Linked DNA regions of Homo sapiens: region 2 is linked to region 1. A link is an interaction called in ENCODE POLR2A ChIA-PET data of the cell type or tissue named here. Cell type or tissue: GM12878. All regions are shown on one strand. Links, peaks and the distances in the headings refer to the core of each region. The heading gives the core; the rest is flanking DNA.

Region 1 (7,803 bases), core at 1,251-5,250:
TGAAACACAGCTCAAGGGTCACTTCAGGAAGTTTTCCCAGACCTTGGACTAAGGTTTTCTCCTCTGTACTCAGTAGCACCTTTCACATATCTCAGTTGTAGCACTGAGCATTTAAGAACTGTTTATGTGCTGGTCTCTCCTACTATCACTGCAAGTTCCTCCATGTTAGGAACTGTGTGTGTGTGTGTGTGTGTGTGTGTGTGTGTCTGTGTGTGTTCGTTCACAGTGCCTACTGTACAGCATGGCACATAGTAGGTTTACAAAGACTATTGAAGTGAACTAAGCAATCCTGGTACATCTTTCTATCAATGCCATATGTACTCCCTCTCTCCCTTGGGCACAATTGGATAAACACCAAATTCAATAGTGCTCCATTTTTCTGAACTCTGGGCAGACTGCCTTCCTTCTGTGGACACATTCTTTCTTCAGATATGTTAATACTATTGATTAAGTCACAGCTTTCTTTTAGAGCAATCACATTCCAGTCATGTCTCTGTAGGCTGCATCCTAGACTCTTTAATTAGATTTCTTCATTCCTTCATTCATTAGTTCACTTATTCTATTCATGGACGGCTGTATGTTTAAAAGGCATCTACTAGGTTTTTAGTAAAACAGTGCCCTTTGTATTGGTGGCCCTCATTGTGGGGCACAAAGTGTGAGCCCAGTGGATGCTTCAGTGGGTGGGATGTGTGCATAAGGTAGGCACCAATAGCAGGGGAGGACAAGAGTCCTGAATGCTAAGTCCAGCCTCAGGCAAATTCCTCAGATTCTTGAGAACGGTCTAGCACAGAGGTTCATATCTCTAGTTTTGGAGGGAGGCAGGCTTATTTTTGAATTTTCAAGTTAACAGCTGAGTGGACAGTTTCCTTACTTGTGAAACTCTTCATCTGTTAAATGAGGTTAAGAGCAGGACTAACATAGGTTTGTTTTGAGAATTAAAAAAAGACAATGTTGAAAAGTGCAAGGCAGATGACAAGCATGTGACAAATGGTAGTCAACCTTATCAACCTCATCATCATCATCATTTAACAACAATGAATGCTCTTAGTCTGGACTTACACTGACCATTGGTTGGTTCCTCCCCAAATTGGGATGCGATTTAGTCAGCAGTGATAGGAGCCTGAGAAAGACCTCGTGGACATCCCAGGCACCAGTTGCCTTTTCTGCTTCTGTTAGGAAATGCATTGAGTTTTTAGGGACTCTGTTTATACAGAGATTATTTAGCATTTTTATTCTCTGAAGGTGCTGGCATAGCTTCAGCCTGTATTCTAAAGGGAAGGCGGTTAGCTGTGCCTTTCTTTGTTTGTCGGGAACATTTCTGTAGATAAGCACCCTGCACAGTAAATAAAATGCATTGTTATTACATTGCCTAGCAATTTACCTGTAACAGACGGCTGTGCCTGCTATAATGACATGATAGCTAATCCATACCCCTGCATGATTTTATCTTCCACGGAAGGAGGCTGGCAAGTTTAAAGGGGACACCCTCAAAGATCAGCCAGGGGAAACTACTTCTGGTTTCTGTGAGTACGCCAAAAGTCCGGTGCCCAGATTTTGAAAGAATGCTTAATTTCAGGATCAATTACCTTAAGCTTCCCATAAGTAGGTTCTACCTAAAGCTTCTGTGGAAAAGCAGTTTGATTTAATTAAGGAAGTCTCTCAGTCCTTGAGTCTGTGCTTAATACAGAGGTTAATTTTTTTTTCTTACTGCATTAGAAGTTTTGGATATGCAAATAGCCTATCATCCAACTTGCCTTAGAAGTAAATAACAATTGCCTTTTGCAGTGGACAAATAACACTGCTTTTGTTTATTTAGCTTCCTGTATGCATTTGGATAAAGCCCTCAAAAAGACGTTATTATGTCCAAAGGCAAGAGCTATTTTATAACACTCTAATATTAGAGTGATACAATTTACCAAACGCCAAAACAATGTAGCGTCACCATAATTTTCAATATAAACAATAGAACTGGACTTTCAACTGTACCTTGTTTCCTGGGGTTTGCTGCTGTTTGTTTTTCTGACTAAACTAATCTGGAAGGAATGGGTTGGATTTGGACTTCTCAGGAGGCTCTGTCCCCTTCTGGAAAGGGTACAGACTTGGAGTTTAACCCAAGTTGCACTCTTGGCTTCAGCCATTAACAACCCTATGATCTTGGGCAAGTCATTTACTTTTTTGCAGTCTTTTTGTTGCTGTTGTCACAAAGCTTGTTGAAGATATTACTTGAGCATTTTTTAGGAATTACTTCTCTAAATGGTCTCAGATACCTTTCATAGCTTAAATATTTCTGGCAGTGTTAATAATAAGGAACAAGAATTGTTTCCGGCTGGGCACGATGGCTCACACCTGTAATCTCAGCACTTTGGGAGGCCGAGGTGGGTGGCTTGCTTTAGGTCAGGAGTTCGAGACCAGCCTGGCCAACGTGGTGAAACCCCATCTCTACTAAAAATACAAAAATTAGCCGGGTGTGGTGGCATGTGCCTGTAGTTCCAGCTACTGAGGAGGCTGAAGCACAAGAATCGCTGGAATCCAGGAGGCAGAGGTTGCAATAAGCTGGGATCGCACCACTGCACCCCAGCCTGGGGGACAGAGTGAGACTCTGTTTCCAAAAAAAAAAAAAAAAAATTGCAAATTTGGGAAATTTCTCATATTGGTACCAATCGCCCTTCCTCATTAATTCCTCCCTGACCTTTCTCCTATGAAAAAAATGTGCCCCCTCACATTTTAGGAGTTTAGGTAGGAGTTAGGTAGGGTGATTGCTTGCTGGTAGACTATTATATCTCTCTAATCTGTCTGTGTCTCTCCATCTCCAGCACCACCAACAGCTAACATTTATTGAAGGCTTACAGAGGGCTGAGTGCCCCACAGGCACGATCTCATTTAATCCCCACCAAAACCATGATTATTGCCATTTTACGGGTGGGGAATTTGAGGCTTAAAGGGGTGAAGCAAATTATCCAGGGTCACAGAGCTAGTTAGTATTAGACTCCTGGTCCGATCTCTCGCCAAGACTCAGGTGGAGGACTGGCAAGAGGACTAATAACTGTCTTCCCAGCTCCTTCCTTCTTTCATGTCAACCTGTTCTCCACACGAAAACAAAGTGAGCTTTTGAAAGAGAAAACTCAGCACTCCCGCGCATCATCCTCCCCCTCCACATGCTAATAATCCCCATGATCTGGCTTCTGCCCCTTTCGTTGCATCTGACACCGCCCTCCTCTTGCTCTCTGCTCTCCCTTTGTGGCTGCCTTTCAGTTCCTGTTACGTGCTTCTCGCCTGTCCTCAGAGTCTTTGTATATGTGGTTCCCTTTGTGTGGAACATTCCCCCTCCTCTTGTTGCTTGTGGTCCCAATCACATTTGCTCATCCATTCTCCTTCAACCTTCTCCTGTGATAAAAGTGCATTTCACTCCTCCTGCTGATGGAGGATGCTGCCTGCTGGTGGGCCATTTATATCACTCTGGCCTCCACTCGTTCTCCAGCTCAAAGATGCATTCATTTCTGACTTCAGATTAAGCTGGGTTCCCTTATAGCCGCTGGTGCATTTTCTTAGGCAATTATTAGGATGTATAGTTAGAAAAATATTATCCATATAATTATTTGATTAATTTCCATATCTATTCTACCCCTGACTGGAAGTTTTATGAGGATAAGGATTGTGTCCACTTTAGCTCATTTTGTATCCTCAGGGTCTAACATAACACTTGGCACATGGTATTGTTATTTACCAGGTTGGATGAAAGCTGAGCTTTAGAAACTGGGAAGGCTGGGGATCAATCCTGAGGTTTCTTAGCATTCTCTGTTCCTGGAGGAGCAAGCAGCATGTAACTGCATGCCCTCTGGCCTGTGTGTGCATGTCTGCATATGCGTGTGGCAATGTACATGCACACACACACACACAAACACACACACACACCCCTTCCCTTTCTCCATTACAGGCAGCTGAACCAGGAAGGTGAAGAATATTTTTCATGGCGTTATTTTTATGATAATCTATTTCGATGGTTAATTTGGTTTAGGACACTGATTTATCACCAGTTTATAGATCTCTCTCTCTTTTTATTGTCCTATTTGAATTATAAGGATGGCATGTGTGAAATGGAACTTCTTGGCCTATTCTGCTTCTCATGCAACCAGTGTAGTTCAGACAATAAAAAGATCTATAAAATTAATATATACACAGAGTGAGAGGGGAAAGAGAGGGACAGAGACAGAGAAAATGGGTAATGCTTTGGAATTGGATGCCACATTTATCTCTCTCCGGTGAAGTTCAGAATGAAAATTTACATGTGGAGGGGGCATAAATGAGGTATGAAGGTGTTGTCCTCTCATGTGGAAAGAAGCCTAGTAATCCTAGCTTACCTGTGTTACAAGAAAACATATTTTTCTCTTGCTTTTAGCAATTTTAAGGACTTACTATTGCTGCTCTAACTTTAGAAATATGTGCTCTAAAGGTATGACTTTAATGAAAGGAAATACCAGGCCACTTAGATTATGCATTGCCTAGTCGGCCAGGTATGTCCTAATTACATCACCGACAGGCATCTGCAATGGATATCTGCTTGTGAGTTTTTCTCTAGCACCTGGTGCACACCCAGTGCATAGTAGGTGTTCGATAAAAGTGTAACTGAACGAGCGCCAAGAAGGCATAGCTGGTTTGTTGGTCTCCTGAAGTAAGTCTGAACCTCACTGAGCCTTCACTGGGGGAGAGGAGTGGGCCCCTTTCCCCTCATGCTTTCTGGAGGTTATGCCACATGATGTGCTTTTAGGGCCAGCTCTTTCCTGCTTTTGTCTCTTGGCTTTCTTCTTGGTTTTGTTACTCTGACCACACTAGCTGTTGACCAGTTTTTTTAAAAAAGTGAGGGGGGGGTGATTTTCGTGGAGTATTTGATCCTGATAAAGTGCCTTCTGAGTGGAAAACAAACAACAACCTTCCTACCTTCTGAAGAGGTGTTTTGAATGACCAGGTGGCAGCTCCCAGATGTGATTTCACATGAGGTTCTTGGATTGACTATTTATTGCTATGCTTGAAATGATGGTTATTATTGTTACAAATATTATTATGCTGAGGAAGCCAGCTTGCAAGCACAGGCAGCTGCATTGTTTACAAACATAATTAATGAGGTGATTTTTAATATCAACAGCTCAGCACCAGCCTTCCTAAAGACTGTTTATGGCCTGGGCCACAGAGCCATTTGTAACTTCTACAGCATGTCTATGACGGGGTTGTCTCTAAGACTCATTTCCTTTGGCTGGGAACTGGTTTATTTTATGAATGACAAAAATAAACCCCTACTTGCCTACTTGTTGCTGACAAGGAATGGTTTATGTCTAAGAAGCCCAGGTCTACCAAAAGATAAACACAGGAATACTTTTCTAAGAAGTGAACGTGTATTTCTTCACAGTTAGCTTCTGTATTTATACAGAAGTCATCCAACTGAGGTGGTTGTCCTGGGGGACTGGAAAGGAATGGCACATTGTCTTTCTAAACATGGAAATGTTTCGTGTGATATGAAGCTCTCTCAATGTTGGTAATATATCAGTATTCGAAAAAAATGGCTTATCCTTCAACTAGCCTTTTGTCACCTGTGGCCTTACAATTGAGGCCTGTTACACGACCTCAGACTTTTATTCCATTTAGTTATATTTCAGTGAGGGATTTGAACAAAAGATTTTCTCTCCTCTAAATTTGGCCTGGCACAGCATTTTGAAATGGACTCTAAGACAAGCCACTCTTTCTTGATAAGTAATAGGTCGAATGCGTCCTTTTGCCTTTATTTTTTCGCTTGCTTCCCTGATTTTGAATTTTGGGGTTCTGATAGTGATTGGTAGCTGGTATATCCCAGGTTAAAGAGATGAGACTATTCCTGCGAGATGCCCACACTTGAGCACCTTCCCAAGCAAATAGATGAAAGACTCTTCCACCTGTATGATAAAATGGGAACTAATCACCTTTCTAGGCTCCGCTATATTCAACAGCAAGAAAATAGGTGCCAGTCCGATTCCTGGCTTGTTTCCTACATTTCAGAGTTTAGACAATTTAATTGTTTACTTAGACTTCTTGTCTTCTCTCCTATACACTCTAAGGGAATTATTGTTCTTCTATTCTCTCGTAACAGTGGAATTGCCTGGTTATGCCTGTTCAGTAAAAGGCAGTAAGTTAGAGAGAGATAAAAAGATTAAAATAATAAAAATGACCCAAGATAATTAAAGTCTTCGATCTTGCATTTTTCTTGTAATTCCCAGGCAAATGCCTCTGAAACATAGTTTTATGATCTTAACTCTAAGCATCCTTGTTTATTACTTTAACCCATTGCTGGCATCTCTGGAGTGAATGATGAGAAGTTAGTGAATGCCCTAGGTTTCACAACTTGAAGTATGGAGTAAGTAAGAGCATTCATTTAATACAACTCCACATTTGCCCAGCATCTGAGTTATGTACCCCCCCACCCTCAGGGAGCTTACTCTTTCTCAGAGGAGATAGAAACAAATGATTCTAATCTGACTCTGTAAGTGCACTAATATTCTTCTAAAGAGAGTTGTTTGTTTGATCTGCTTGACTGCTGGAATTTTCATTCTCCTGATTATACTAATGAATAGTAAAGAGAAATGGAAGGTGCCAGAGGGAACTAAATTGATTTATGTAAGAAAGGACATGAATCTACCAGCAAGACTGAAAATAATATATCTAGAAGGTATGAGAAGGGACCAAGAGAAGTGGGGTGCTGAAGTTGGAAGAAATAGAGGTAGAGTTTGGGGGACCAACTGCCATGATGACTAGGACTTTTGGGGACAAAGAGACCCAATGACAATTTTTATTTATTTTTAAAAATTGAGATATAGCTTATATAAAATACACAAATGTTAAGTGTACTGCTCAATGCATTTTTACATATGAATATACTTGGGTAACTACTACCCACATCAAGATATAGAACATTTCAATCACCCCAGAGGGCTCCCTTACACCCTTGTCAATAGCTCAAGAGTGATCATTATTCTGATTCTAGTCCCATAGAGTAGTTTTGTGAGTTTTTAAACCTTATGTATATGGAATCATATAGTATTGATTGTTTGTTTCTGATTTCTTTCCCTTGGCTATGTCTATGAGATTTATACGTGGTTTTGTATGTATCAGTAATCTATTTTTTATTCTTGTGTAGTATTCCATTGAATAAATATACCATAATTAATTTCCCCATTTATCCATGGGCAAGTTAATGAATATGCTCATTGTCCATGTTAATGGACATTTGGGTTGTTTTCAGTTTGGGAACTATTTTGGGCAATGCTGCTGTGAATATTGTTGTGCATGTCATTTCTGTTTGGTAGACACTTAGGAGTGCAATGCTGGGTCACAGGGTATATGTGTATATTTAACTTCTGTTGATACTGCAAAATATAGTTTTCCAAAGTGGTTGTACCAATTGGCATCCTCTGCAGTAATGTAAGGTGCTCTAGTTGCTCCATATCTTTGGTAAACCTTAATAGGAATTTTAGAAAGTCTTTCTGGGTGTCACGTAGTATCTTTTGCCCCTTTGCTGCCCTTTATGAGGCTTCAGCAAAGCCCCTGCACTTGGAGTCAGATGGGTGTTGGATTCCTCGCATTTCCTATCAAGGGCAGCAAGCCCTGGTCCCCCTGGGTTTGAATCCTGGCTTTTCCATTTGCTAAGTGTATGTTCTTAGGCAAATTAGTTTTTGCTTATTTTATTTTATTTTTTGCCTTCTGAAACTTATTCTTCATCTCCACAATGAGAATCAATCATAAATTTATTACACAGGGTTTTAATGAGGATTGGATGAGAGA
Region 2 (7,803 bases), core at 1,751-5,750, 250 kb after region 1:
GTATCCAAAAATAAAAAGAACTTCTATAATATCCAAGATAATATAGAAATTCAAATAGTTCACCCAAAAAAAGTACCAGTATTTACACTCGGCATACATCATTTGAAATTTCAGATTCATACAGTATTTATTTTACTTGTTTTATGAAAACAGGATTGAAATGTGCTGCTTTCCACGTGTGCAGGTTTGTTGCAAGGGTATATTTAGTGATGCTGAGGTTTGGGCTTCTATTTGATCCTGTCACCAAAATAGTGAACACAGCACCCAGTGGGAAGTTTTTCAGCCCTTGCGCCACTCCTTTTGGAGTCCCTAAGTGTCTGTTGTTCCCATTTTTTAATGTCTGTGTGCACCAAAGATTATCTCCCACTTATAAGTGAGAACACGCATCATCATTTTTAATAGCTTCACATTATATTGCTGGGCGCAGTGGCTCACGCCTGGAATCCCAGCACTTTGGGAGGCTGAGGCGGGTGGATCACGAGGTCAGGAGATCGAGACCATCCTGGCTAACACGGTGAAACCCCGTCTCTACTAAAAATACAAAAACAAAATTAGCTGGGCGTGGTGGCGGGAGCCTGTAGTCCCAGCTACTTCGGAGGCTGAGGCTGGAGAAAATGGTGTGAACCCAGGAGATGGAGCTTGCAGTGAGCTGAGATCGTGCCACTGCACTCCAGTCATCTGGGCGACAGAGTGAGACTCCGTCTCAAAAAAAAAGAAAACAAATAAAATATATGATCGAAGATATGATTCAACTAGGTTTCTTTTTATTCTTACCATTTATTCTTACAATTTGACTTTCAAGAAAACCAAGGCAGAAATTTTAAAAAGAAAGATGTACTGATTATGGATTGGGATCCAAATCACAGAATATGTTAACATAAGAATATTTTATTCTACACTATTCAAATATGCCATAATATATTCACCCAAAGCAATAAATCCTATGCTGCACAAGCAAATTACAAACAAATGATAGAAGCTGAAGTTTTCCTCTCAAAAGAGGCTAAAGAACAGATAATTTAGAAAGAACAGATTTTATTGGAACGTCAATAGTTTTCATGACACAGATACTTAAACTACTCATTTCAACATACCCATATGAAGAAAATTATGAAAAGGTTTTTTTTTTTTTTAAGAAAAGATAATTTGACAGATGGAGTCTTTTTATGGGATCAGTAGAAGTGATAAAATTGAATAAATTACCAAGATTTTATCTCCGTTTCTGTAATTCTCCCTAAAGATTTAGAGATGGCAGATTGAATCAAATGGAAAATAAATTTGCAAGTTTATAACATTTCTAAAACAGGAATTAGACACAAACTTCTGACTCTTTTCATGAGTGGTTTGCCTTGAGGAAACCTGCTCTTATGGGATTCCACATTTCCTAAGTATCAAGGTTCATCAAATGGACATGCACCACATAAGTTACACAAATGTAGGTTCTGTGAATGGTTTACTGTTTATTATTACCATGGTCAAAGAACAAATAAAAACAATTGTAAACTAAAAAACATTTGGAGCAACTCAAAATCTAGTTGCTCCAAATGATTCGTTTATGATCAGGCTAGATTAGATTGAAAATAAAATCAAGCCATGGCCTTTTGGTTCACAACATAAATGACTTATGCTTCTGGAGTTGTGTGATCTTATCACAGAGACAGAAGTTGTGCAGACTTCTAGGAGAAGGTGCAGAAAGACACTGCTAGGATGTTTTATGGACAGAACATATGTATATTACTTTAAGAAAAGCACCAGCAGACCAGATGTATCTCCTTCTACAGAATCCTAGCATTGCTTGAAAATTCAGCAGCTCTTTCCTAGACCATAAAACGAATGAGAAAAGGCAGTGGAAAGTAAAGTTTTCATAGAACCATAGGAGACAGTGTCTGGGAGAATCTGTAAAATCCTGTGTCCTTCAGTAGGAGAGGATCCCGAGACCCAGAGAGGGGAAGTGATTTGCTCCAAGTCTCACACACTCACCAACTGACAGTCAGAACTGGGGTCCTGTTGGCAAATAGTGAATAAAAAAAGTTTTAAATTCAAAGCCTCAGAAAGCAGAAAAGTAGAAAGTTTTGGCTGGGTGCAGTGGCTCACACCTGTAATCCCAGCACTTTGGGAGGCTGAGGCGTGTGGATCACCTAAGGTCAGGAGTTCGAGACCAGCCTGACCAACATGGAGTGGTTACCCTGTCTCTACTAAAAATACAAAAAAAATTTAGCCAGGTGTGGTGGCGCATCCCTGTAATCCCAGCTACTTGGGAGGCTGAGGCAGGAGAATCACTTGAACCCAGGAGGCAGAGGTTGCAGTGAGCCGAGATTGTGCCATTGCACTCCAGCCTGGGCAACGAGCAAAACTCTGTCTCAAAAAAAAAAAAAAAAAAAAAAAAAAAAAAAAAAAAAAGAAAAGAAAAGAAAAGAGAAAGAAAGTAGAAACTTTTTCAAGGGCCTAGCATAAGTCAAATCTCTACTGGCTTTTCATACTCTAAATTCAGGATTTACACAGGAAATATTCACTATGTTCTGTATTTTTTTCTTTTTGTTTGACCTTGTTCTATAATAACAATTTTGTAGTTGTTTTTTAATGTACCCATTGATAAGAAGAATATATGGTAAGCAAGGAGTAAAATGAATTAGCTGTCATGTGGAATGGATTTTCAGATTTTTTTAAAAAGCATAAAATCAACTCCTGTTCATTGCTATTTTGGGCTGCTTACCCCTCCTCCCCATTTGCTAATGTTTTCCTTTGCTTGTGTATGCAAAAAATTGTAAAACATAAACAGTGAGCAAATCATAAAATGTAGGCTTCTTTATGTTTGTATATCTAATTGTACTAAATGTGTTTGAGGCAGGACAACTCCCATCTCCCACAAAATCCAGGGTGGATTTTTAAAAAGCATTTTAGGACTTGTTTTTTTATTGGGCATCTCCCAGTTTTTAAGGTGTTTCTATGCTAGAAATCTCATGGATGTTTTCTTTATTTTCATGCCTCCTTGTACCCTCTGTATTGCAACCTGCCTTAGTGATTCCATCCATAACTGTGGCTTTAACTTATCTGTAGGGAAGGCTTCCAACTCAGTTTCCTATCCTGATTCCTCAGGGCATTCTTTACCCTCACTTTTCCTAGATCTCAACTGTTGAGAGGAAACCATACTGTCTGTCATTAGCAATTTTGCAAAAACAGCCTGTGAATGCATATTAGCATCACCTGATTACTGAGCGCCCAGAGGCTCCGTCTCTCTGTACCCGGATACAACACAGGAGGGAAATGATGTGGTTCCTGTCCTCAGAAACTCCTGGTCAAAGAAGGTTCCTGTGTCAGGTATGTGCAAGATGTGAAAGCCATAGACATAAACAGGTGTCACTGAAAATAGAAAGATATTTCCATGTAAACAGTGTATAAACTTGGCCTTTAGAGGTATCGGTGGAGCCAAGAAGAAACCGTTGGCAGTACTATCACACGAGGGAGGATAATAGAAAGAAAGAAAGTATATTTAAGACGAGAAATTGAGGGCCGGGCGCGGTGGCTCACGCCTGTAATCCCAACACTTCGGGAGGCCGAGGCAGGGGGATCACGAGGTCGGGAGATTGAGACCATCCTGGCTAACACGGTGAAACCCCGTCTCTACTAAAAATACAAAAATTTAGCTGGGCGTGGTGGCGGGCGCCTGTAGTCCCAGCTACCTCGGAGGCTGAGGCAGGAGAATGGCGTGAACCCAGGAGGTGGAGCTTAGAGTGAGCGGAGATCGCGCCACCTCACTCCAGCCTGCGCGACAGAACGAGACTCCGTCTCAAAAAAAAAAAAAAAAAAGAAGAGAAAATGAGAGAAACCATAAGGAAAGACAAATGCAGGGGCATACACACCGCAGAAAATCTCAGAATCTTGTTAAGCTTAGACTGGAGATAAATGTCAACTAGTCAAACCCCCATCTAACGCTTGAGTTCCTCTACAGTGTTTCCACCCAGCTGTGTTTTACACTTCTGCCTGAGAAGTTTCAGGGACAGGAAAGCAGCTGACAAATACCCCTGGAGCCCGCTGCACACTGGACTGTGATAATTATTGGAATGTTCGTCTAATAGTTAAATAGAACCTAAAATTGCCTTCACATCATTTTTTTTTCCCCATTGATTTTGGTTTCTCTCTGGGGCCCAAAAGCTAGCCCATGTCTGTCCCTGGCTTCCAAACCTCCCTACCTGGGCCTGGTGTGACTCGCTGCTTCCTGGTGTGCCATTGTATATTGTGTTCTCCAGGGCTTCTTTCAGTTCCCCAAAGACACCGAGCACATTCTTGCCCCAGAGCCTCCTGACTACAGCACTTGTCTCCTGCCTGTGGCATGAAATTTAGGTTTTCACTCAAATGCTACCTTTTCAGAGGAGCCTTCACTGACCACCAAAGCTAAAATAGCCCATTCCTGGAATGCTAAATTTAATGACATTTAAAAAATATATTTATGGCAAAGGCCATATAAGCCAGCTCAAAAGACCAACAAAAGACTGGGGAAAATACTTGAAACTCACATAATAGGCAAAGGACTAAATTCCCTAAAATATAAAGGATTTCTACAAATCAGTAAGAAAAAATTCAATAACCCAATAGAAAAAAAAACTGGCAAAGGATATGAACGGATCATCAAAACAATAACAACAAGAAGAACCTTACGTATGCGGCTCAGATATGTGAAAAAGTGCTCAGACTCACTGATGGTGAAAAAAAAGGAGAGAGAAATAATTTTTTTTAACTTGTCAAAGTGACAAAGATAAAACAATATTGATAATAACGTTGTATCAGCAAGGGTGTGGAAAACAGATTCCCTCATATTATACTGGTGGGACTATAACCTGGAACAATTTCTATAGAGAGTGATTTAGTAATATTTACCAAAATTAGAAATGCGCAAACCCTTTAACCCAGTGATTTCACTTCTACAATTTGCCTTTCAGATATGCTCCTAAGTATGGGAATTGATATATGTACAAAAGTACTCATGGCAACCTTGGATAGAGAATAATAGCAAGAGACTGGAAACAATATACAGATCTATCAATGGGGGTGGGCAAGTAAATTACAGTGTATTTACACAATGAAACATCACGCCATTACTAAAATGAATGATGCAGATCTGTATGTGGCCCCGGAGTGCTCTGAATGAGTTTTATGTTGACTATAGGCATTTATATTCTCTATTTTGTATTTATCTTCTCTTTAAATTTTAATTTTTAAAGTTTTTTTAAGTTTTTAACTTTTGTGGGTAAATAGTACGCAATGGAGTACTATTCAGCCATAAAGAAGAATGAGATCCTATCATTTGCAACAACATGGATGGAACTGGAAGTCATTAAGTATGTAGATGTATATATTTACAGGGTACATAAGATATTTTGATATAGTCACACAATGTATAATAATAACATCAGGGCAAATGGGGTATCCATCACCCCAAGCATTTATACTTTCTTTGTGTTACGAACAATTGTAGTCTTTTAGCTATTTTTAAATCTACAATAAGCTACTGTTGACTGCAGTCACCCTGTTGTGCTATGAAATTACTAGCTCTTGTTCATTCATCTAACTATGTTTTTGTACTCACTAACCATTCTGACTCTCCCTACCCCACTCTACTCTCTATGAGTTCAATTGTTTTTTAATTTTTTTTTTTTTTAGCTCCCACGAATAAGTGAGAACATAAAAAGTTTGTCATTCTGGGCCTGGCTTATTTCACTTAACATAAGGAGTTCCAGTTCCATACATGTTGTTGCAAATGATGGGCTCTCATTCTTTATGGCTGAATAGTACTCCATTGTGTATATGTACCACATTTGCTTTATCCATTCATCCGTTGGTGACACTTAGGTTGCTTCCAAACCTGGCTATTGTGAATAGTGCTTCAATAAATTTGGGGGTGTAGATATCCCTTCAATATACTGATTTCCTTTCTTTTGGGTATATACCTAGCAATGGGATTGCTGGAGCCTATGGTAGTTCTATTTTTAGTTTTCCGAGGAAAAATAAACTGTTTAACTAAAACTAAAAAAAAAAAACAAACGGTTCCAAACTGTTCTCCATAGAGGTTATTCTAATTTACATTCCCACCAACAGTGTACGAGGTTTCCTTTTACTCCACATCTTCACCAGCATTCATCATTGTCTACCTTTTGCATGAAAGCCATTCTAACTGGGATGAGATAATATCTCATTGTAGTTTGGATTTGCATTTCTCTGATGATCAGTGATGTTGAGCACCTTTTCGTATACCTGTTTGCCATTTGTATGTCTTCTTTTGAGAAATGTCTATTCAGATCTTTTTCCCATTTTTAAATCTGATTATTTGATTTTTCCCTATAGAGTTATTTGAGTGCCTTATATATTCTGGTTATTAATCCCTTGTCAGATGGATAGTTTGCGAATATTTTCTCCCATTCTGTGGGTTGTCTCTTTGTTTTTTTGATTGTTTCCTTTGCTGTGCAGAAGTTTTTTAACTTGGTGTAATCCCATTTGTCCAGTTTTGCTTTGTTTGCCTGTGCTTCTGGGGTATTACTTAAGAAATCTTCACTCAGTCCAATGTCTTGGAGAGTTTCAATGTTGTTTTGAATAGTTTCATAGTTTAAATTCTTAGATTTAATTATTTAATCCATCTTGATTTGATTTTGTATATGGTGAGAGATGGGGGCTAGCGTCATTCTTCAGCATATGGATATCCAGTTTTTCAGCACTGCTGACTGAAGAGACTGTCTTTTCCCTAATGTATGTTCTTGGCACCTTTGTTGAAAATGAGTTCATGGTAGATGTGTGAATTTGTTTCTGTGTTCTCTATTCTGTTCCATTGGTCTATGTGTCTGTTTTTATGCCAGTACCATGCTGTTTTGGTTACTATAGTTCTGTAATATAATTTGAAGTCAGATAATGTGATTTCAACAGTTTTGTTCTTTTTGCTTAGGATAGCTTTGGCTATTCTGGATCTTTTGTGGTTCTATATCAAGTTCAGGATTTTTTTTTTCTATTTCTGTGAAGAATGCCATTTGTATTTAGATAGGGATTGTAATGTCTAGATTGCTTTGGGTAGTATGAACATTTTAATCATATTGATTCTTCCAATCCATGAACATGAAATTTCTTCATTTCTGTGTGTCCTCTTTAATTTCTCACATCAATGTTTTGTAATTTTTATAGAAATTGTATTTATTTTCTTAAAGAGGCTCCCTAAAATTGTATCAGTTTCCGTACCCACAAAGCTTGGATACACTCCTAACCTTAACACAACTGGGAGATAGATAATCTCCTGTGAGTAACACAGGCTCCATTGCACAGTGATAGGAGGGGGATATGGTAGTACTATTTTTAGTTTTCTGAGGAAAACTAAACTGTTTACCTAAAACTAAAAAAGAGAACATGGGCAGTGGGGTGCAATAGAGAACAGGGATGGAACAAAACTGAGAGTTTGAAAAACGTGCCACAGGTGATTATGATGTGCTCCACCACTTTGAAATCCACCACTTCTCTGTTCAATGCATGAGTCCCCAACCCTGCATAGCCCTCCACCCTGTTCTCCTTAAGGCTCCAAAACCACTCTCACTTTCACATGAAGACTAAATGCTGCAGGCAAAGTTCAGGTGTCCTTCATCCATTTAATCACAACTCCCTGCCTTTATTAGCCTAGTTCGTCCAGCCCTTGAAGTGCCCCTAAGGAGCTCAGACTGGTGGATCCTAACTCCAGAGTCGTTTCCTCTTCCTGGGTTTTCTGATCTCTAATTTGAAATGCAGCTACCCTTCTTCATCTCACGTTTATCAAGAAGATAGCAATACACTGAA

The links. Peaks named below come from ENCODE experiments on the same cell type or tissue, not always from the same donor. Only the 100,000 strongest peaks of a DNase experiment are listed, where the experiment ranks them.
Region 2: POLR2A ChIA-PET joins it to region 1 with 6 read pairs; 1 of 35 experiments calls an interaction of 5 or more read pairs at or near these places.

The regions. Positions count from the first base shown.
Region 1 is chr14:34,216,556-34,224,358 of GRCh38, reverse strand. No RefSeq gene overlaps it. Among named protein-coding and RNA genes, the nearest start is that of EGLN3-AS1, 180 kb to the right of the region's middle. In GM12878, for the core only: no CTCF peak of the experiment used is centred there; a DNase peak (open chromatin) is centred at 3,224.
Region 2 is chr14:33,969,100-33,976,902 of GRCh38, reverse strand. LOC102724945 (a long non-coding RNA gene) reads left to right here. Exons shown (of 9, transcript XR_001750942.2): 8 at 3,124-3,318. Among named protein-coding and RNA genes, the nearest start is that of EGLN3, 22 kb to the right of the region's middle. RefSeq lists an enhancer at 3,911-4,230. In GM12878, for the core only: no CTCF peak of the experiment used is centred there; DNase peaks (open chromatin) are centred at 3,952 and 4,092; H3K4me3 peaks cover 218 bases; H3K27ac peaks cover 783 bases.